Linked DNA regions of Homo sapiens: region 2 is linked to region 1. Evidence: chromatin loops called from intact Hi-C (ENCODE). Cell type or tissue: MCF 10A. All regions are shown on one strand. Each heading gives the region's core, and the rest is flanking DNA. Links, peaks and the distances in the headings are about the cores only.

Region 1 (10,685 bases), core at 2,798-7,797:
TGTGGGCTCCTAAAGCATTCTCTCCTATCACAGGGGTCTCCTCATGGCATTTCATTTTAGAGTTTTCTCTGTTGACAATCTCCTTCACAAACTGAGATCGCCTTGAGGGCAGGGCCTTGTCTTGTTGACTCGGTGCCCCACTCCCAGCCCAGTACTTGGTGCAGAGTAGCCCTCACTCAACATGGGTTGGTTAAATGAAGGCATGAGTGTCAGGCTCCATACTAAAGGAGGAGGGTAGAGAGATGAGGGAGACGTGGCCCCTGCCTTGGGAGGTTTGTGGTTGAGTTGAGGAAGAGTGGAGAGGGAGAGGTGCACATGGCACATTCAGTAATCTCCCCATGTTTAGATTTCCTCCTCTTTATTCCTTCATCTACCCAGGCTCCTCTTCTTGGTACTTCCTAGCCTTCCTGCTTTAGAAAAAGGACAAACTCATCCTATGAAAATGCTGGGCAATTATCTTGAGAGGTATTTTTATTTCCCAAGAAAATAATAGGCAAGGAAACGCTGAACCCATAAGAATGAATGAGAGCATTTCTGGCATAGTAACTTCTGGGCGAAGGTAAAACATTGCAACTGCTACCGATAACACAGCAAAAGATAAAATAAATTTGTTTTTTAAGCATATATATATATATATGTGTACCTCATTGATTACATTTCTTAACATACATTGATTGCGTTTTCAAATACCTGCTAGAAAGGCCCAGGCATGCAGACTTAGCCAGCTGAAGCTGACAAGAGAGGGTCTTTGAAAGAGGCCTGCAAAAGAGAAATGTCTAGATGGAGAGAAAAGAAGGAAAATCCCAAGGGAAGTTTTATGTCAGCTCAAGACCATATTCAAGGAGGCTTCAAGAGCAAAATGATACTTAAGGTCTTAGAAGAGAAGTGAATGGTCAAAAGGCAAAGGGTTGGTGACATGGAATTATGAACAAGACTCCTGGCCTGGTGCCCACACTCCACCACAGCCTGAGGACATGGACTTCTGCAAACCTGTGCTGGCCTCCTGCTCCCTTGCCAGGAAGGGAATGCCTCCAGCCTGGGCTAGCACCCAGAAGTTCATGTGCATGCTCCCTCTGAACCCACAGGGAGGCTCCTGGAGGTCTGACAGTCGCCGAATACTTCTAGGTTCCCAGCTCTCGTAGTGTCTTGTCATCAGCAAGTTCTACTTGCTACGTGTAAGGCAGGGGAGGGCGTTCTGGGGATAGTAAGTTAGCAATGCAGGTATTTCCTGTAAAGAGCCTCAGCCATGTGGATCAGTCTTTTGGGCATAATGTCCTGGTTATATTAGGACCCCAGGGACTCTTGGAGGAGCTCCTCAGGGTCCTTCTGTATCTCTGATTTCTGCAGCACATCATTCACTGACTCACACATGCACATACACACACCCTAGCCCAAACCTCCTGGTGGGTGGAGATGAAGCCCACTGGCTGTGAAGCTGGCCGTCCTGAGACAACAAGTGGGCCATGCTCGGACTGGACGCCAACTTAGGCCTTGTGATAGCTTTGGCTTCTACTTTTTGCTTTAGCTTTGATGTGCTCTGGGTTACACACTTGGCTAGTGAGCCCTGCTTTTGGGGGATGGTCACCCTCCCCTTTCTTCAGTGTAGCTTACGCATTAGTCCAGCTTAGGGAGGGGGAAAACCAGCTGATTCTCTGCCTGCTGCCTACACTGCCTTCAAGACCCAGACACAGGCTTTCCCTGCTGAGGCCAACAGCCCTTGGTGGTCACTGGCACTTTGGGTTAGGACCCAATAGTATGAAGCTTTCTTTCTTTCCTTTTTTTCTGAAGACTTGTCAATGGTCAAGGCACATCATACAAAGTTGTACTTAAAAAAACAAAACAAAACAAAACAAAACAAAACAAAAAACCCTGAAGCACAAGTAACACACCACATAAGCATGCAATTTTCTTCACTATGGTTTTGCCCCAGCATAGGAACGAGCCCCCAACTATCTGTGACATGAATGGTTCTGAGTTGAGAAGAGCTGGGAGCACACACAGCCTGGCTGCACCCAGAGGATGCCCCAGGAAACCTGTCTGCTTCCTACCTCTGGTCCATTTGTGCCCTGCTGACTTTTTGAATTTTTGCCCTTCAGATCTCTACACAGTACAGGAACTTGCTGAAAGACCTCATGAAATATGACTGGTGAGATTCCATTCCTCTGACCCTCAGCAAGGATGGAGCTAAATGCACTGGGTGGAATTTACAACCTATAATTTTCTGTAACATTTTTCCTGGAGTGGGGAGATAGAGAAAGAAAAAAAAAAAGAAGAAGAAAAAAAGAAAGCTAAGAGAAGGAAATATAATTTCAATTCATTCATGATTTATCTATTCCCTCCCTGTGGCTGCAGGGGAATTTTAACTCGGTTGCAAAATGGCCTGGTTGTGCAAGATGCCACATGCCATGGAACTGCAAACAGCATGCGCACGTTAACCTTTCCTTTGCTGGCTGCTTCCAGCCTTTCACCCTGCTGCTACCTGGCCTGACATTTTATAGATTTCAGCAACTGGGCAGGATATCACGGGCCTTCTGGAGCACACAGGTGGGTGGTACCTGGTATGCATAGACTCACCCCTTTCCCCGCACAAACAAAACTCTGTAGCCAATGTGAAACAGAATGTTTGAAATCTGTGTCCTTTCCACTTCTGCTGCTTTCTCCTTTATCCAATGCCTTTCCTTTGAAATGCTGTGAAGCCCTGAAGGGATGCGAGTGAGCTGTGAAGAGGAGCCTCTTAGAATTGTCAGTTTCATGTTAGCCAGCCAAGGCAGCGGGGCCAATCAAACGCTTCTCAGCTGCCTGTGTCATTTGCACTGATGGGCTCCACCTACAAAGGAGTCGTCAGCATCTCAAGTCTGCATTGCCCCACTTGGTGTAACAAAGCCCTTCCCCATACATTTCCCCATTCAATCTGCTTCTGCCATTTAATCAAGCATTCTTTAACTTCCAGAAGAAAAGGGAACACAGTGACCTTGGAAGGAGTGGATGAGGCCATTAATCAATGGTCTCTGCATGTAAATGAGGAGCAGCCAATTCCTACAGCTGAGCATCAGATTCCAATTAGTGCACAAGACCGAGTCCGGGAGGAAGGGGTTAATGTCAAATGTCACCAGGCAGAAGAAACACAGGAAAATTCATTCCCATAGCCTGGCCTCCGACAAGCATCTATCTATCTATACGTTCAGCTGAACTTTCCTTTCCCATTCTGCGCAGTGAACAGTCATTGTTTAAAAATGTCATGATAATAATCAGCTTTTGCGGCAAAGATATGAAAAATGTATTTTAAGATCAAAAGGATGATATTGTCTTCCAGCAGATTACACATTCCGCCCACAGAAAAGGCTAATCTGATGTCCTCAGAGAGGAAATAGGTAAACATTTTCAACATTATCACCATCTGTGTTTCATTTCTTTGGGCCTGCTCAAGAAAAAAGTTATTTATGTATTAATAAAAAAGAATGATTTTGTCCTTCAGAAAATGGTAATGGCAGCCTTGAAATATCTGCCTTGGGTTTTACAATCCCAGCTGTGTATGCCCAGGAAGAAACAGGGATGCCATCAGCTCACCTCCTTGGGTAGTGAGCCTCCTTCCTCCCCGTTCTCTGTCTTCATCCCAAATTGAAGTTAGGTCTGGCATTGGCCAAGGCAGCATCTCATCCCATGTATTTCATGAGGAGAGAATAGGCTTCCTTAATGGGAATGCCAGAGAGGTGCCCTGGGGTTGGAATCCCCGTCCTTCTGCATCTGGCAAGCCACATGTCCTCTCTGGGCCTGGGTCCCATCTGTGGACTGGGGATGGCCTGGCCTCATGGGAATGCCCCCAGATGATGGGCAACTGTTTTCCAGTTACCAGGGCCTCACAGACACAAGCACTGGCATCACTGTTGTCTGTGGGAGTATTATCACCAAACACAAGGTGGGAGAGGAGGAGGGAAGGATTGAGTGCTGTAAAACCTGCAACCTTTTAGATTGTTTCAAGCGTTGGCTTGGACAGCCTCCTGTGAAGGCCCCATCACATCCTCCAGGAGCTCTGGAGCAGCAGGGGGTAGGGTGCACACACACCTGTTGTAGACGGGGACGGAGGAGAGGCGCAGCGGACATTAGACACCCCAGCTCCCATGGCCTCTGAAAGTCAGGCTGGTGCTGATGGATGGCTCAGACCTCTGCCTTAGAGGTATGGTGTCACTGCCCCCACCTCCAACAGACCCCACCTGCCTCTGGAAGCAGGAGGGCATGTGTGGGGCTGAAGGCTCTCGGGAAGCTTTCAGCCAGCAGTCTTCCAGAAACTGCAGAGATTCCACTGTTTTTCCCCATTTCCTTGGGCCTGAGAGGCTGAAGCAAAGGGCACATATGTTTATTCTGAGGCTAAAAACAAAGAGCAAAGCAAACCCACCGACAGTCCCCGAGAGTGCTTTCCCTTTCCACCACCCTGGGGTCCGTGCAGGGCAGCCCTTCCTCCAAAGCAGTGGAGAGGGAAGCCCCCATCAGCCACCACCCATGAAGAGTCTGCATGTGGAATTAATAGCATACCAAGAGTCACTCAGTATTTAGGACAATTAAATATGACGAGGATTAGATTTTTTTAATTCCAGGTTAAAAAAAACCCACTTATTTAGAACTTCAAGTGTCAATATAAAATAATGTTTTTTTAAAAATTGTTTTGCTCTCAAAAATCTACCTTAGAGTTGAGTAAATTAAATATTCAATTAGCAGATATTATCAAACATCTGCAGAGGAGACTGTGGAGAATTAACAACAAAGCAAAACCAAACAGACAGTCCTTGTCCTCCAGCAGTTTGTAGTCTGAGGCAATGGGGTCACACAGGAGAGGAAAGAGGCTGTGGGGGCCAAGGCTACCTCTCTCATGGGAGAACAGGAGACCATAAGCGTCAACTCAGGCTTTGGGAAGTGAAATGCTGTGGCGCTGAGTTTTGGGTTATCTTTGATGAACTCTGGCTTATCCACACTGGACTAGTGAGCTGTGTGTCTCACCACCCTCCCCTTTCCCTAGGCAAAGAATCATGCCACACTCTCCCCCTGCCCCTGTCATGGACACAGGGTCCTCCTTTGAGGTAGGAAAATAGGATCTGGAGGCAGGAAACACATGAGGCTGATTCACACTTCAGCTACGAAAGGAAATATCCTCCCCATAGGGTGTACGCCGAGTAAATGACTTTGTAACTTTACTTCATCCTCTTCATTTAAATAGGGTGTAAACCAAGTAACCAATGGAATCCTCTAGAGGGTATTTAAGCCCCCATAAATTCTGTAACGGGGCCCTTCAGGCCCTATGCTCAGGCCCGCTCCCACACTGTGGAGTGTACTTTCATTTTCAGTACATCTCTGCTTATGTTACTTCATTCTTGCTTTGTGCGTTTTGTCCAATTCTTTGTTCAAGACACCGAGAACCTGGACACCCTCCACCGGTAACACCTTCCCCAGTGCTCTTTCCAAGGGCAGCAACCAAGCCACCGGGGGGATGACAGCGCCACCTAGTGTGCAGCTGTCTGTCCGCCATCTGATTTTGGGGTCCCCGCTCCTCCTTGCAGGGACCACACATTTTCTGCTCCTGGTCTTTTGCAGTTTCCAGCTCAGTTAGTTTCACCTTATCATTGCTTCTCGCATGAACACACATTTCTTTTCTTTCTGTCTATGAGCTCCAGGGCTCTATTCCTAGAGAAGCCTAATAGTCGCAAGCCTCATCTCCGTTTTAAGAAGTAACAGGGCATGTTTTATAGTGAAACTGAAAAAAAGTCGACTTTCCAGTGGGGCCCAACGCTACCTAGGGGATCTGATTGTCTCTTTGGAAACTTTCTACAGGGAGTATTCACTGGGTCAGGGCAGGCCTGAATGCTAGTCACACTGCTGGCTGTGTGACTTTGGGCCAAACACCAAATTTCTCTGAGTCTCAGTTTCCTCGTTTGATAAACAAGGGCTTGAATTGAGCTCTGGCTCAAACGCCTTCCAACTCTTGCATGCTCTGAGGCTAACTTCTCATCCTCTTTCAGTTAAATCTGTTTCCTTCAGGTTACGCCAAGCAAGAGAAAATAAAGGAACAATTTCCCTTTCAGTGCTACAATTTTTCTTATAACATTGGATTCCATGATATTAATTGTATGTATAAAGTAGTTTTTAGCAACATTGAAGGTTAAATAAAGTTTTGGACACTAGTGCAGAAGTCAAACCACATTCAGGAGAATACTCCTGTGGAAAAAAATGCATTTTTGTTTTCAAAGGTCTAGATGACTGCCTAATGCTAAACTGCTGGGAGCAAAACTCTCTTGTGAGTTGTGGACTGCTTGCACAAATCACTTACTCAAATTCCATCTGTCAATGTGGCTCTGATATTAAAATTGCCAATCTAAAGGGACAATACCCTAACTAGCATGGGTTTCAATCCACGACACAATATTGGGGCCTCCATCCATCCTCCCCTGTCATAACAGACTGATTACCTCCAGAAGTGGTTCTTCAAGAACAGGGTGACTGTCACATTTTTGGCATTTTGGCCTCTTGCAAGGGACTTAATTACATTTCTAGGTAGTTTACTGGAGCTTTAAACATTTTTCTGTTCCATATCCTAACTCTACAGTGCAATCTCCCAGTTTTAGTTCACCAATGTTTGTTGCTGTAAATCTGTCCTTGAAACATCCTGGGATGAATGCAAATTTGATTTTTACTCCCTAAACAAACAAACAAACAAACAAACAAACCCTCCGAATTAGCAAAGAAATTCTACGGAAGTTACAAGCTAGGCTCTGTTGCTGACTGACTGGACATATCTGGGGCGCCCAATAAGATATTTTTCACTCCAGTGACCTTGGAGAAGGGTTGGATGCTTCATCCTTATTCACTATTCTGCTATTCATATCAAAGCATTTTATACCATTTATATGATTTATCATGCCATTTGATCAGCCTGCGTAATAAGTCTCATAAGTTATCTTCATTTGAGAACTTTACTCCCCCAACACATTTAAAAAGAAAAGACCGAGACCTAGGATGTTTAAATAAGAAAATAACTACACATTCTCACAACCACACCTCAGAACCTCCTGGCTCTCAGCAAGGATGAGACAAGCTCTAGGCCTATGCAGGTTTAGAGGAAGAGTCCTGCCAAGCACAGGCCCTGCTGCCAGCCATGATATGAGAAGTAAACAATGGTCTCAGGCAGCAAGTGGGGGCCATCTGCTTTCAAAAACCATCTGACCTCACCTGAGTCCATCACAGACACTGTCCAAAGAAGGGGCATTGGGGAGAGAAAGGTAGACACAGATCTCAAGACCACGTCCTCACTGAGGCAAGAGAGCCACGACAACTGCTTCTGTGACATGCCCCGATGTCCCCTCTGGCCCCCCAGATGATGTCTTCTCAAACAGAAAGCTGGCCAGGTGCTCACACACAGGCTTGGCACTCATAGCCCTTGAGGGGCAGGGCCTGGGAGCTTGGTCCTCCCTCTCCCCACACCCTGGAGAATTCCTAGGAAATATGCCAAGCTCTGTGTCCCTTTGGTGCCAGGGCACATGCGTGCTCTTGTTCTCACTCCAAGATGTAGAAAACACCTTAATTATCTTTCAGCCCATTAACACTCAACTCTGTGGCCCAGAATTCAATTCAACTCAAGTGGACTCAAAGTAGCACATGTGGAGGATGCAGGGGTTGACTCTGGAGCCTCCACTTCACTCCTAACGATTAATCAAAGACACTCCTGAAATCCCACTTCCATGACAACGATTGGTTCGGGAAGGAGCCGGTAGACTACCCTGGCCAGTGAAATGTGAGGAGTGCTAAGAAGGATTCTGAAGAGATAGTCTTTTTCCTTGGATGTGGGTCTGTGAGTGACTCTGCACGGTCCAGCTGGAAGGCTAAGCTGGCCCACGAAGGATGATAGAGTGGAAGGAAGCCGGCGCTTGATACTGATGATGGTTCTGAGCCTGGGGCCTGCCCTATTCATGGACTTGGCAATGTGTAAAAATAATTTTCCCTACTATTTGAGCCAGTTTGGGGCTTTCTGTAACCTAGAGAGCAGGTGACCTGACACCACACTCAGTTTCTGAGCTGCGCCTGGGCCAAGGTCTCAGAGATGGGAGACTTTGTGCTCCTGGAGTTCGCAAGCAACCAGAGTCTGGCTTCATCTTCCTTCCAAAGCCTGGCTGAGGAATGCCGTGCGAGGCAGGAAGTCTCTTCTAGGTCTCAGGGATTTGACCATCTTTACTATGCATGAAGCACCAGCAAGCAATCACGGCAGGCCCAAGGCCACGCCAGCATCCTTAGTGACTGTGTGTCAGGCCTCACAGACACTCCCTGTCCTATGAGTACCTGGTGACAGAGATTTGAACAAATTTTAGTCAGGCTTTTTTGAGCCCTCTGCTTTGCAGGGCCTAATCCTTGGTCTACTGGGCCCAGTTTTAGCAAAGAATCCTGAGAAGCCAATTTATCCAGGATCCTCCACTCTTGATATCCAATCAAGTGTCTCTTCCTCCACCTAGAAGTCTAATCAAGTTCCCCACCCCCTACACCAAACTAAGCCCTCTTGGTAATTTTCCATCCTTTCCCTTACTCCACCAGCTGTAAATCCCTACCTGTCCCTGTCGTATTTGGACTTGAGTTCAACCAAGTGTTAGAGCAATTTCTCTTCACCACTGGCCATCCATTTTCCCCTTGTACCTGTGCTTTGTGTTTCTTCTCTGGGGTGCAAACCCAGACAGCAAGGCAGGGGAAATGGTCTGTTCCCTAAAGCACACTCTCCTCCCTCATCTTTTCCTGGCTTCTCAACCTCCTAGGACAAATTTCTTACATAATCAGAGGACTGGGTTTTTCATACAGCTATGAAGATTAAAGTACAATATCCTGTGTCAAGGAGTTTGACTTTAATATATCCTGGCATAGATGACTGATAGCCTTTCCTGAGAGCAAATGAGGAGAGAGAACGAATACAAGTGACTGCATGAATGAATCAATTACTAAATGAAGGTGCTGAGCACCTGAAGGCAGGCTGGAGAATAGGAAGGACCAGCAAAGTTAGGTGGAGGCTGGGGAAGCCAAGGACTGGCTTCTTCACTGGCATTACAAATTTGGTGCAGAGCAGTTCCAAGCCTTCTTGCCAAACTATTCTTCCATGTCAGTATCGATTCATTGTTTTGAATTCAGTCTCAATCACCTCCCAAGGTGACAGTCCCTGAACCTGGAGTGTGTACTCACTGACATATCACAACTGTGATGGATCAACCGTCTCACGTCTCAAGGTGCCCTTGGATGTTCCACCTAGAAGCTCTGCTTCTGAGATGACACTTACACTAAGCAGTGTTGGGGCCGCCCCTCCCCGTCTGCACAAGACATCTGTAGCCCAGCCCTGCCTTTGCTCTATCTGAGCGCAAATCCACCAGGCCAGGTGCGGCAGTGGAGGTGCCCAGAAGAGCCCAAGTTACTAACTTGAAGGCTGCTACATTTTCCCAAGAACAAAATCACTCTTCATTGCTGAGTCCATATGCAGGTTTTTCTGGTTTAATAATGAGAAAGACAGTCCCACCCCCACACCACCAAATACCCCAAACAAAACCATAGCCCAGGCTTAAAAGGTTCCAGTTGTTCAAGGGATATCTCTCTCTCTCTTTCACAAAAGGAAAACCTTTACTGGTTTTACAAACACAGCATCAGCAGAGGGGCCGGCCTCGTGGGGAAAAGTTCATTTGACTCCTGTGGCACAAGCAACTCTCCCAGAACAGCAGCTTCCAGCACTGAGCTCATACTCCTACCTTCCCCCCATGGAGGGGAGAGGTGCAGGTCAGCCATGAAGGAGGGAGAAAGCTGCTGCAAGGAAGCCTGGGGAAAACTTGGTCCCTGGACCTGGAGGCCACACAGAGTCGAGCCAGGGAGTTGCTCACCCAGCTGCAGGATTTGATCGGGGAAATTCTCAAAGGTTATGCAAAAGAAGAGGCTGTTTTCATACTTTTTATGTATGTATTTCATACAAAATATAGCGGACTCAACTAGTAATTTAAGTGGGACCTTTCTGTGACCTTCCCTGATAGGAGCAGTCTCTACTCAACCACATCTATAATACATCCCCAAGAAGTCAGTGCTTGGCTTCCCCAACCCCCACCTACCTTTGCTGGTCCTTCCTATTTTCCAACCTGCCTTCAGGTGCTCGACACCTTCGTTTATTAATTGATTCATGCATGCAGTCACTTTGTATTTACTCTCTCTCTCTCCTCATTTGTTCTCAGTAAAGGGTATCAGTCATTTATATGAATGGTAATTTGCACATAGGGCAGTCCGGCCTGCTATCTTTGCTAGTCCCTGAAAGGCGTTGCCACATTGGTCTCCCCTGGCCTCTGCCCATGCCATGCTCACTCCTTTCTTTGCCTGGTGTTCCCTCCATTGGGAGCACCCATTCTATTTCTTACCCACCCTTCAAAGTCAGGCTCAAGTTCTTATGGCCTCTCAAAGTCTTTCCTACCTGATTTAACCCATATTAGTCTCCTCTGAGCTCCTCTCATCCGTAAGACCGTGCCACAGAAATATGAACAGGATTCTGTGCTGTCTTGTATTATCTTGTTACTTTCCCCCCAAATAGAGAATAAGCTTCCTGAGGCCAGGTCCCATGCCACATATTCCACGAAGCCCCAAGCAGGGTGCTGAGCCCAGCCCATGGTGGGAGCGGTGGTTGTTCAGGAGTGAGGCAG
Region 2 (10,685 bases), core at 3,084-8,083, 170 kb before region 1:
GAGACCTAACTTTTTCTGAAGAGATCTTGTTTCTGTGGAGCACGTTTTTGATGTACATCCACCCGCTACAAGTTAATCGCCTCTTCAATCTTGACAAAAACCTTTCTTCTCACCCATAGGCTATGGTTCAAAAGGCTTAAAAAGTCAACTCATGACCCCTGTGGCTCTCTGGAGCCCATGGATGTTGCCCCAGCTGGAGGCCACATCATCACATTGGGGACCCTCCACTATGCATCTGAAGCAAGGTAGGACTGCAGGCAGGGGACTTAGGGAGGGCTTCCTGGAGGAGGTGGCATCTGAGCTGGCCCACAGTGGACTGCAAGGATCCTAACAAGCAGATCAGCCTTCTTTGCTGCTTTTTGGAAACAATTTTGTTTCTCTCTGTTTTTACTTTAAGTGTCTGTGAGCGTCTGGAAGTTTTAAGACACACTGATCGCCTCAATGCTGCCCTCAGACCACATCTCTCCATGGGGCTTGAATGGAGAATTTTCAATCCCATAAAAAGAAAACCTAATTTGAGAAGTACTGATTGTAAATATCATTCTGTCTCTCTTACTTAAAAACAAACCCTTGACTCTAGGCAGCCCCTGCATTGCCTGGTTGCATTCCCATCTTTATGTTCACAAGTCCAAATACCAGTGCTTTTCAGGCAGAAATCCTCTGCTTTCAGTGTGTTAAAGCTTTGTAGGTTGGCCGGACGCGGTGGCTCACGCCTGTAATTCCAGCACTTTGGGAGGCTGAGGCGGGTGGATCACAAGGTCAGGAGATCGAGACCATCCTGGCTAACATGGTGAAACTCCGTCTCTACTAAAAATACAAAAAATTAGCCAGGTGTGGTGGCGGGCGCCTGTAGTCCCAGCTACTCGGGAGGCTGAGGCAGGAGAATGGCATGAACCCAGGAGGTGGGGCTTGCAGTGAGCTGAGATCGCACCACTGCACTCCAGCCTGGGTGACAGAGCGAGACTCCATCTCAAAAAAAAAAAAAAAAATGCTTTGTAGGTGACTATTCTACCGAGGAGGTGAACACTATTGCTGGGAGTCTGTGAATGACAGCTGCATGCACATCTCTTAAATCAGCAGTGGCTCAGGATGCTACCTGGGTGCTGGCCTATGATGGAGGCCGCAGTTGGGTCATTTCATTTCCTAAGATGCAGGCATAGGCATCCCAACCAGCTCAGCCCTGGATCTGCTTCTCCCCTGCCCAGAGCTTTGGATGGCTGTTCTTGGCCTCTCATTCCAGGCCTCTATAGTCTGACTGACCTGACACTGTGGTCCCCACTGCCTCCTGCTGCCCGCACTCTGCTCTAGGATGACAGCAGTGCCGTTTCTTGAATGTATTCTGTGTCCTCCAGCCTCAGTGTCTTTCTTTGCTCCCACTGTTCTTCCTGCCCTTTACTCCAATCACACACATCCTTCTGGATGCCATTCAAATGCCAAACACCACCTCCTCCAGGGAGCCTGCCTTCCATGACTGCCACATCACAAGCACTCTGCATCTCTCCCTCATGCCTTATCCCCAATCTCCTGCCTCAGGAAAGCAGAGAAAGGCTGTTTGTTTTGGACTTGGACTTGCCTGGATTTAATCCCAGCTGTGCTATTGCCCAACCTCAGTCATCTCATCTGTAAACTGGGGTTACTAATAGTACCTGTTTGAGGACTGAACTACATATAATATAAATGATTTAACGTAGTGCCTGGCACAAAGTAATGCCTCAGTAAAGAACAATTATTATTTTAAAAAATGATTAATGTATTTTGAGTATTCCAGCCCCACCTCTTACTAACTAGGTAGCCCTGGGAGTGAGTGACTTAACCTTTCTGAGGGTGGGGCTTTGCGGACTCTGCAGGCCTTAGATGAGAGTTTTGGAGACAGGCTGCAGGGGCCCTGTAGTAGAGGCCCCTCTGTCCCGGGGGTCCCCCATGGTGGGACAGGGAGCCCCAGGCACCCTCAGCAGCACAGCCAGGGAGAGGCTGCTGCCTGCCCCTCCCAGGCCTGTCTGGGTCTGCCCAGGCCCCACTCCTGGCCCGCTCACTGAATTGAACTGTTTGGAGCGATGTTGCTGTTCATCTGGAAACAGCTTCATATTCAGTACCCACAAGACCAAACACAGACCCTGCCCAGCCACGAGGGGCTCAAAACCTGTCACAGTCACAATGCTCAGAGCCCCCAGCAAGAAACTCATCAAGATGAAGCACCAAGCTTTTAAAGAGCCTCTGCCTGAGCCCCTTGGCCCTGGATGCTGGGACAGAGCCTGCCTAGGGAGAGCCTTTGTGTCCTGGAAAGTGAAGGTAGACCCAAGGCCCCAAGGTGCCTGTGAAAAGGGCTCTGGCCTCGCTTGACTGACCTATCCGAGTGGCAGCCCCTGTCAGGACAGCTGGACAGCGCTGGAGGGGGCATCTGGGGACTAAGCATCACTCCATTTTTCTGGGTCGCATGTCCACCTTGAGAATTATTCCTCGGTTACAGGAAAACTGTCTGCTCTCTTTCTACAAAGACTGAGGTGAGGGTCTGTCAGAGGCTGCTCTCCATACCCTAGAGGTGGTGCTGTGCCATCCTCCCGTCTCTGCAGCCTGGGCTCAGAGGCACAGCCTGGCCTGGAGGAGGCCCTTGGGCAAGGGAGCTCCACAGAGTGTATGCCCCTCTTTCATGCAGCATTTCTCAGGAGCAAGGTCAGATCCCAGCTGCCCTTGGGAACTGGGATAACAGTGGGAACCTTGGGGGCTGCGAGGTCTGGAGCCTCAGGGCAAAGCAGGGCAGAGCTGAAAATGAGGTCACAACCCCAACTGCCCCGCTATTGATCTGCCCACCTTTAGCAGGTACTTAATACTGAAGGAATTATATTCTTGAATCCCCACTCCTAATCCTTCTTCTGAGCCTTTCTCTTGCCTTGAAGTAGAGCCCTTTCCTTCTCTATCTGTCCAAATATATCCCACCTTCATTCTTCAAGATCCAGCCTAAGCCCATCTTCTTCCAGGAAGCCCAGATGGTTCCACAGCACCTATCATCCCAACCCTGTGGTTTAACACTTGATATTTACATACCTCCTTCTTGCCTGGGAGCCCCACTTCCCTAGATGGGTCAGGAGCTCCTGAGAGTGGGGCCTTGGCTGCCACTTTCTCCCCTTCCTGAATGAATGACTGCATGTGTCTCCCTTCCCCAGGATCCATGCTGAAGGAAAAGGCCTCTAAGACACAGGGCAGAGGGGCAGGTGTCCTGCTGTGGTAGGCACCTGTCTTCCAGCTTGCCCAACTCTGGGACTAGTCCTGCAGCCTGTCCTGGCACAGATGTAGCCCAAAGCCTGACATTCTGCCTCCAGAGCTGCCCAAAGACCAGCACCAAGCCCTTAACTGGTAACACAACCTGATGGTACCATGTCTCAGTGATGGGTGGGGGGACTTATTTCATCTGGCTCAGCCAGGCACAGAGTTGTTTATTTCAACTCTCTTTGGCTGTCAGTTCACTTGACGAGAAACAGAAATGAAGCAATGACTTCTGAAACAAAAAGAATCTTGTCTCAATTGCATTTGTATTCAAATGGGCAAAATAAATTCCAGGGCCTTTCTGAGAGTGTGCCGGGAGTGAGGCCTGCGTGCAAAGTGGGTGCTGATGGCTCTCCATCCCCGAGAGAGTGGCCAAGATCAAGAATTCAGCCTCAGAACAAACCTTCGGCAGCCAATCTGTTAGGCAGCTGCCCAGGTGCAGCACCAGCAGGGTGTGGCCCCTCGCAAAAGCAGCCTGATGATTAATTACTGTGTCTTGCCATCCAGGACTGTGAGGAGGAGAGTGAATAAACAACAGGGAATTTTATGTACCCATGATGAGCAGGAGACAGGTGAGACTGTTTGCTGCTCTAAGTGAACAGAATGTTTGGAGCTGCATCAGAGGGCACTCGCAATGCCTGCACCTCTGCTGATGCCCTCTGCCGCCAGCACTGGGCGAATGAGGAAAATGGAGCTGGGGGCAGAGCTCCTGTGAGGGCCATCGGGGAGTCCTTGAGCCTCTGTGGCATGGAGATAAGGCAAAGCTTCCAGCCTGGGTCTTCCCTCTTCATCTGGCATCCCTGCTTCCCAGCAGGCCAGCAGCCTTGGGGAGGGGTCCCACACGGGCGACTGGGGCCCCAGGGAGTTGTACTTTCCACTGGGTCTGTGGATTATGACATGGCTATCTGAAGCCCCTGAATTTTAGCTCTAGGCATTATGCCTAGGCTGTGTGGTCTCCTAGGATGAGGTAAAGCAGGAACCACAGCAGAGGGTGGCATGTGGCCTCCAACACAGTCCCCGCCCCTGGAGCCCTCTTGGATGGCTCTAAGCACTGCCCTCAGCTCAGTGACCTCAGCACACTTGGGGATGGACAGGCCGGCAGACAGGGGCCCATGGCTCCAGGCCACCTGCCTTTGGCCCGCGGTCCCTCGCCTGCAATGTGGGCTGCTTCTTTTCAACATGACCCCCTGTGGGACCCCACTGAAATGACAATACAGCTGAATGCTGGCCAGCCCGTCAGGGAGGAGATCGAGCCCAGTGAGTCCGCAGTGCTGGGCTTCCCACTCTTGTGCCGCATCTCCCAGCCCCTCAGTCTCCCTAGAGCCTCCGTCTCCGACTCCCCACCCATCTCCTGAGCCTGCGCTCAAGGTCACGTGCAGCTCTCAAAGACTCAACCGCCCACTTGGAAGCACTTAACAATCCGATTACAAAAGAAGTACAATGGGAAGGGGGAAAGTATGTTGGTGAGACAGGAGACACAGGAGGGGAGGGGAGTTTGGGGGAAGAGCGGGCCGTTGAGTCACACTAAGTGTGTGGTGCCTCTAAGTAATGACCCTTGGACCTCTTGGTCCCCTTGGACCTTAGGGACTTCTGAAGACCTGGTGCTGGAAACCTCATGTCTGGAGGCGTGGGTGGGACAAGACCCTCCCCAGGGCAGAGTAAATTGAGGGGAGCAGCGCACCTGAGTGTCTCAGACAGGCCCTCCATCTGTTTTTGTAAATCAGGTTTTACTGGAACACAGACACATTCATTTGTTTACATTTTATCTACAGCTGCCTCACGTTGCAATGTCAGAGTTCAGTGGCTGTGGTAGACACTGTATGGCTTACAAGGCCTAAGATGCCTACATCCTGGCTCTCTACCAAGAAAGTGTAAGGGGCTGGCAGGGGAAAGGAGCTCACTTTCAAATAAGATGGAGAACAGGTGGCCAAAAAGGTGGAGAGCAAATGAGCGTCTCAAGGAGGGAGAGGTCCGGAGGGCCTGATCTGCAGAGAGGTCAGACTGGATAAAGATAGGAGTGTTCTCTGCCTAAGCCAACCGCAGGGCAAGAGTGACCTGTTGCAGGCCTCAGTTCCTGTACAGGTGTAGGGGAGGTGGGGAGGGTGTGGACGGAGCACAGAGGGAAGCCAGGGGTCAGGATGAAGGCCATGGAGTTGATGAGAAGAGCCAGCCTTTCTGAAGATGCTTGGCTAGTTCAGTGGGAGGGGAGAGGGCTGTGGGCCATAGGGTACATGTTTTAATCAGCAAGCCCTGCGATTTCAGACCTAAGCCTTGAACACTTTTCTAAAATATCAGAGACTGCTTTCCTACCTTGGTTACAACTGTCCAGCAGCTTCCCAGACTTGGCCCTGCCAGGCCTTGAGTCTCCACCCAGCCCATGGAGATGGGCACTGGCAGATGGAGGATCGCAGAGAGAGGGGAGTGGCAGACCAAGGGCAGACCCTTGGGGTCGTGCTGCCCTGGTACTTCCCGAGCCTGGGTCAACTCGCCAGTTCTTTCTCCATCTCTGACCCCTTTTCCACACCAGAATGCAGAAAACAAGTCCACCTTGCCATGCAGCCTTCTCTGACCCGTGGCTCCCAACCCTTCCTCCTGGGGCTGCACTAGCCTCTGGGTTCTCTTTGTGGCACAAGAGCTCAGACCACCAGGCCTGCCTGGAAGGGGCCAAGGGGTGTGAACCATGCCCTTTCCTCCAGGCCCCAGTCCTCCTGCCTCTACATGCTACCTCCCAAGGCTGTGCCTCCCTGCCCCTACCTCGCACAGCTTGAGCACAGTGGCCGCTCCAGGAGGGGTTGAGTCAGCCCACTGGCCTCCTGGGGTGTGCCATCATGATTCATCACAGTGGTGCCACAGCTAGGCCTGAGGCCCACCTGTGAATCAAAAAAAAAAAAAGAAAGTGTGAAGTAGCAAACTCATCATTTGAGACTCTCATGCTTCCTGAGATGAGATGATTCCCATTAAAAAAAACCTTCATTTTCAGAAAATCCATGTTCACAGCTTGCTCTGTAGAGCCTGCCCCCACAAGTTATGATTTATATTTTATTATAAGGTGAAAAGAGACAAAAAAAAAATCCTCACAAGGGAAAAAAAAAAGCCCACTGACTCTTTACAGCAACTCCCAGGGCATTTGATTTAAAGGGACATTGTCATCTTTAATGTTTTCATTCCGAGGAATTAGAGAGCGCCACTGTGATAATTTAGAAGCTCCTGATTTAAGGGGCAGCCTTCGTGGTCTAGCTTCACTGTATTTCCCTTTTTATGATTCCAGAGAGTATTTTCTGAGAGATAACAATGTTGGGTGATATTTCTCCTTCGTCAGGTGGAGGCCTGAGAAGAAAATTAAAAGAGATCCTTTCTTCTCCCCTCTGTGGGGCCAGGCTATGGACTGCGGAGGACCGTCACAGCCACCTCCCGCCACTCCATCTCCACAGGGCCTGACCCTGCCTTCCGGCACCCCCAGAGCTAAGAAGGAGAGGCAGGCGGCCATCTTGGCCCTGTGGCGAACTCTCGGAATGGTCTTCACTGTTCAGCTCCTTCTCTCCCAACCGCCACCCCACGCAAGGGCCACAAGAGCCTCCCAGAATCATCTTTCTTTTTGTGCCCTTTTCTGTTCCCACTTTTGCATCTGTGTTCAGGTCTTCTACAGTCTCTGGAGTTTCCTAGTCCTCACTCTTCCCTGTGGGTGTCTACAGGTCGGTCCTCCTCAAACTGACTTTGACCACACCCTCCATGCTTCCCTGGCTTCCTTGACATGCCCAAACTCTGTGGCCTGCATGTCTTTGGCAGAGAATGCTCTGTGTTCACCTCAACCTGCATCCATTCCCTCCTGTGGACACAGCTGGACTACATTTCCCAGCTCTTCCTGTAGTTGAGGCATCCATATGACTGAGTTCTGGCCAGTGGAATGTGTCAGGAGGGATGGGTGCAAGGGCTTTGCTGGGCTCCAAAACAGCTCCTGCAAGCCTCTCTACTCTCTCCATCCTACTGTATACCGGCCAGATGCAGCATCCAGTAAAGGAATCTGAGGCCCCAGGAGACGGAAGAACCACATCCTGAAGGTGTCCGAGTCCCCATGTCACTGTGTGCACAGAAACTGAACACCAGCCTTGAGCTGTTACAGGAATGGAGAACAAATCTTTGCACTAATAAATATTGCACTAAGCCCCTGAGATTTGGGGGTTGTGTGTGATTGCATTTAGCTCCCTAACACACGCCCTTGCTGTTATCGTTCTAATCCCTCCCTCCTGCATCATTTCTTCTCTTTTATTTGTCCATGGCACGGGACGAGTTGGCCATATTAGATGGTCTGGAGCCTTCCCATCTGTTCTTACGCTTAGGCTGTTGCCTCTGACTGGGATGCCTTTTCCCACTCCCATACCTGCCTGTGAAATCCCATCGTGCCCTCCTTTGTGAAGACTAATAGCATTATTTTGCTTAGCTGTGTTACACCCTCCTCTCAGTTTCCATGGCGTTCTTTTGGCAACCGTCCCACAGCCTTTTGCCTTGTTTTTGCACACGTCTTGTTTTCCCATAGAAGAGTGGACTCCCTGGGGCCAGGGACCAAATCTTACTCATGGTCAACCTGTCTGTGTTGGAAGGTACTCTGTGTGGTGTCCAGGGTGTTAATTTTGGAGGACATCCCCTGATTTGAGTTTCATCTCTACCACCACGTGCAACTTTTTGATGCCTCCGTTCCTCTTCTGTAAAATGGGCATAAAAAGAGACCCTGCCTCAGAGAACCTGCTCTCAGGGAGAAAGGGAAACCCCCGTGCATGCTCCACGTGCCACCCACCGCCCCTCTTTGCTGCAGTCACCTGCTGACTCTGGGTTATGCCCCACCCCATTTCCTGTGTTGTAGCCTATGGCTAACAGCAGTCTCCCTTATATGCCACCTGTGTAAGTGCCAGGTGATTTAAACATCCAAGTTGATTACCTGCCAACTCTCCACCTTACAGGTGGCCATATCCTGGAGTCCAGACACTGTCATTACAAATTATAGCAGCCTGAAAACTCATATCTACAGGCATCCTACTCTCTGATCACCTCCCATCTCTTCTGGTTTATTCTGTCTGGTATCCAGACTCCAAGAATTCTTCAGCCCCACCGGGAATCTACTGACCAACTGTATGCCTGTCACCTGTGGTGATGTTGCTTCCTCCTTACCATGGAATTCCATGGAATTTAAATCACTGGAATGATACTGTTGCACACACTCAATTCCCTTACCCTCTCTTGACAACCCTCCAGCCCTGGTGAAATCTGTCTGGGTGCTGTCTGCTTATACCCGGGTAGCTGAACATGCTGGGGAAACGGCCACCCTGCTGACTAGTCTCACTTTGGATTCAGGACTAGGGCCCTCAAGTGGGTCCCGAAAGCTGCCCAAAGATCACTCCGCCTCCTCTGCATCTGTCCCTCTTTCACTCTCCTACACAATCGTTCCCGACCTTCTTCTCCCTCCTCAGACTTCCACATCTCTTCCCTTATCCTCACGCTCAGCCATGACCTTGCTTCCTGATTCACTGAGAAAACAGACGTCTGCACACGCACCCACCACACCGACCCACCCATCTCTGTCGGTTCACACTCTCAGGCTTCTTTCCTGTTAACTGGGTCTGCCGCCCATCCATCTAAGACAATCCCCAACCTGGGCCCTGGATTCCACCTCCCCTCGCCTACTCAAAGAAGTCATCTGGTTGTACTGCCTCTTCCTTCCACAGCCTCAGTTTCCCCTTTCTACTTGACTCTGCTCATCCACAGACATGCCGGTTGCTCACGTGTGTTTGCAAAAGCCTTCTTGGCCCTGCTATCCTTTTAGCTACTGCCCTATTCTGTTCTTTGCTGCAAAACTCCTCAGAAGATTTATCTTCATTTAGTTTCTCCAGTTCCTTTCTTCCCACTCCATCTTAAACCCAATCCAATGAGACTTTTGTACCCTCTCCCATCCCACTGCGTGGAAACTGCCTTTCAAGCCGAAGACCTCCAAATGACTAATACAAGTCTCTTTTCTTTGTCCTCATCTTAACTGAGCTTTCAGCACTTGGGACAGCTGACCGCTTCCTGACTCACTCTTCTCTTGGCTCCTAGGACATTGCACTTGCCTGGGTTTCCTCCCACCACTCTGGCATCTTCCTCTCATTCTCTTTTGGGGCTCCCACTCCTCTTCCTGACCTCTTCCCATCAGAGGCTCTTAGGGCTCTGTCTTGGCTTCTCTTCTCTATCCACATTCACCTACTCAGTGATCTCATCCAACTCAGAGCTTTAAATGCTGTCAGTATGCTAAGGGTTTCCAAGTTTCCATCTTCAGCCTAGCCCTCTCCTCGTCTATCCAACTGCCTGTTCAACACTGCCACTTGAATGTCTGATAGCATCTCAAACTCAGTATGCCCCCAAATTAACTCCTGATCTTCCCTCCCAAACCTCCTCCACCCATGGTCTCCTCTGTCTCAGTTAATGGCAACTCCATCCTTCCAGTCCTCATGCCCAAAACCCTGGAGTTATCCTGGACTCCTTTCTTTTCTAATAACCACATGCAACTCATCAGCAAATCTCTTTGGCACCGCCCTTCAGAATATACCCATGATCCAGCCTCTCCTCACCACCATCGTGCCCATTAGCTGAATTATTGCAACAGCCTCCTAACTTGTCTACATGCTCCTACTTTTGCCCTGTAACAGTCTTTTCTCAAAACAGCAGCCAAAGTGCTTCCTTTAAAATATAAAGTCAGATCACATCCCTTCTCGACTTGAAGCCCTCCAATAATCTAGTTTCACCCATTGTGAAAACAAAAGTGCTTAGGTTAGCTTCCAGGGGCCCCCAGGACCTTTGACCCTGCCCCCAGCTTCCCATACCACTCCTACCATCAGACCTATTTTTACCTAGGGGGCTAGGACACATCTTCCCCCAGTGACTGCGTGGCGAGTGCCCTCACCCCTTCAACACCTGGCTCACATAGCCCCTCTGGATGAGGCTTTCCCTGGGCTATCGTATTTAATTTTGCCCACCCCTGCCCTGCCCTGCCCTACCCTGCCCTCTGTGTTGCTGTTCTCAAAAGTACTACCCACGTTGTAATCTACGCATCCATTGTTGTTTATCTGTGTCTCCTCCCTGTAATACAAGTTCCGTGAGGGCAAGAGTTTTTGTCTGTGTTGAAACCTGTTGAATTTCTGCAGCCTAGAACAGCTCCTGCCAGGAAGTATTTGTGTGAATGACCGCACACTGCCTCCAGGGCTAAGCACTTTTCACCTGCAGGCCTGCCTTGGGGGCTGGGGCTGGTGGGCACACTGCAGCCTCAGGTGTAGGTTCTGAGGGGGCACCTCTAAGGTCACATGGGCAGGGAGTACCTGCCTACCTTGATGGTATCAGGAAGTCTTCCAGAGTTCATAATTGCACCCTTTGATGGAAGGCATTTTGAAAAAAAGCTCTCT

Evidence for each region. Hi-C counts contacts between places; a loop is a spot of excess contacts. Peaks named below come from ENCODE experiments on the same cell type or tissue, not always from the same donor. Only the 100,000 strongest peaks of a DNase experiment are listed, where the experiment ranks them.
Region 2: a loop joins it to region 1, with 2.6 times the contacts of the local background. A loop is called at or near these places in 1 of 110 quality-filtered maps.

Annotation. Positions count from the first base shown.
Region 1 is chr5:133,454,858-133,465,542 of GRCh38, forward strand. The region is part of intron 3 of FSTL4 (follistatin like 4); the gene reads right to left. Among named protein-coding and RNA genes, the nearest start is that of MIR1289-2, 32 kb to the left of the region's middle. RefSeq lists an enhancer at 2,565-3,764. In MCF 10A, for the core only: a CTCF peak has its summit at 5,497 (motif pointing left); a DNase peak (open chromatin) is centred at 5,464.
Region 2 is chr5:133,286,416-133,297,100 of GRCh38, forward strand. The region is part of intron 6 of FSTL4 (follistatin like 4); the gene reads right to left. Among named protein-coding and RNA genes, the nearest start is that of FSTL4-AS1, 35 kb to the left of the region's middle. In MCF 10A, for the core only: no CTCF peak of the experiment used is centred there; DNase peaks (open chromatin) are centred at 3,736 and 6,076.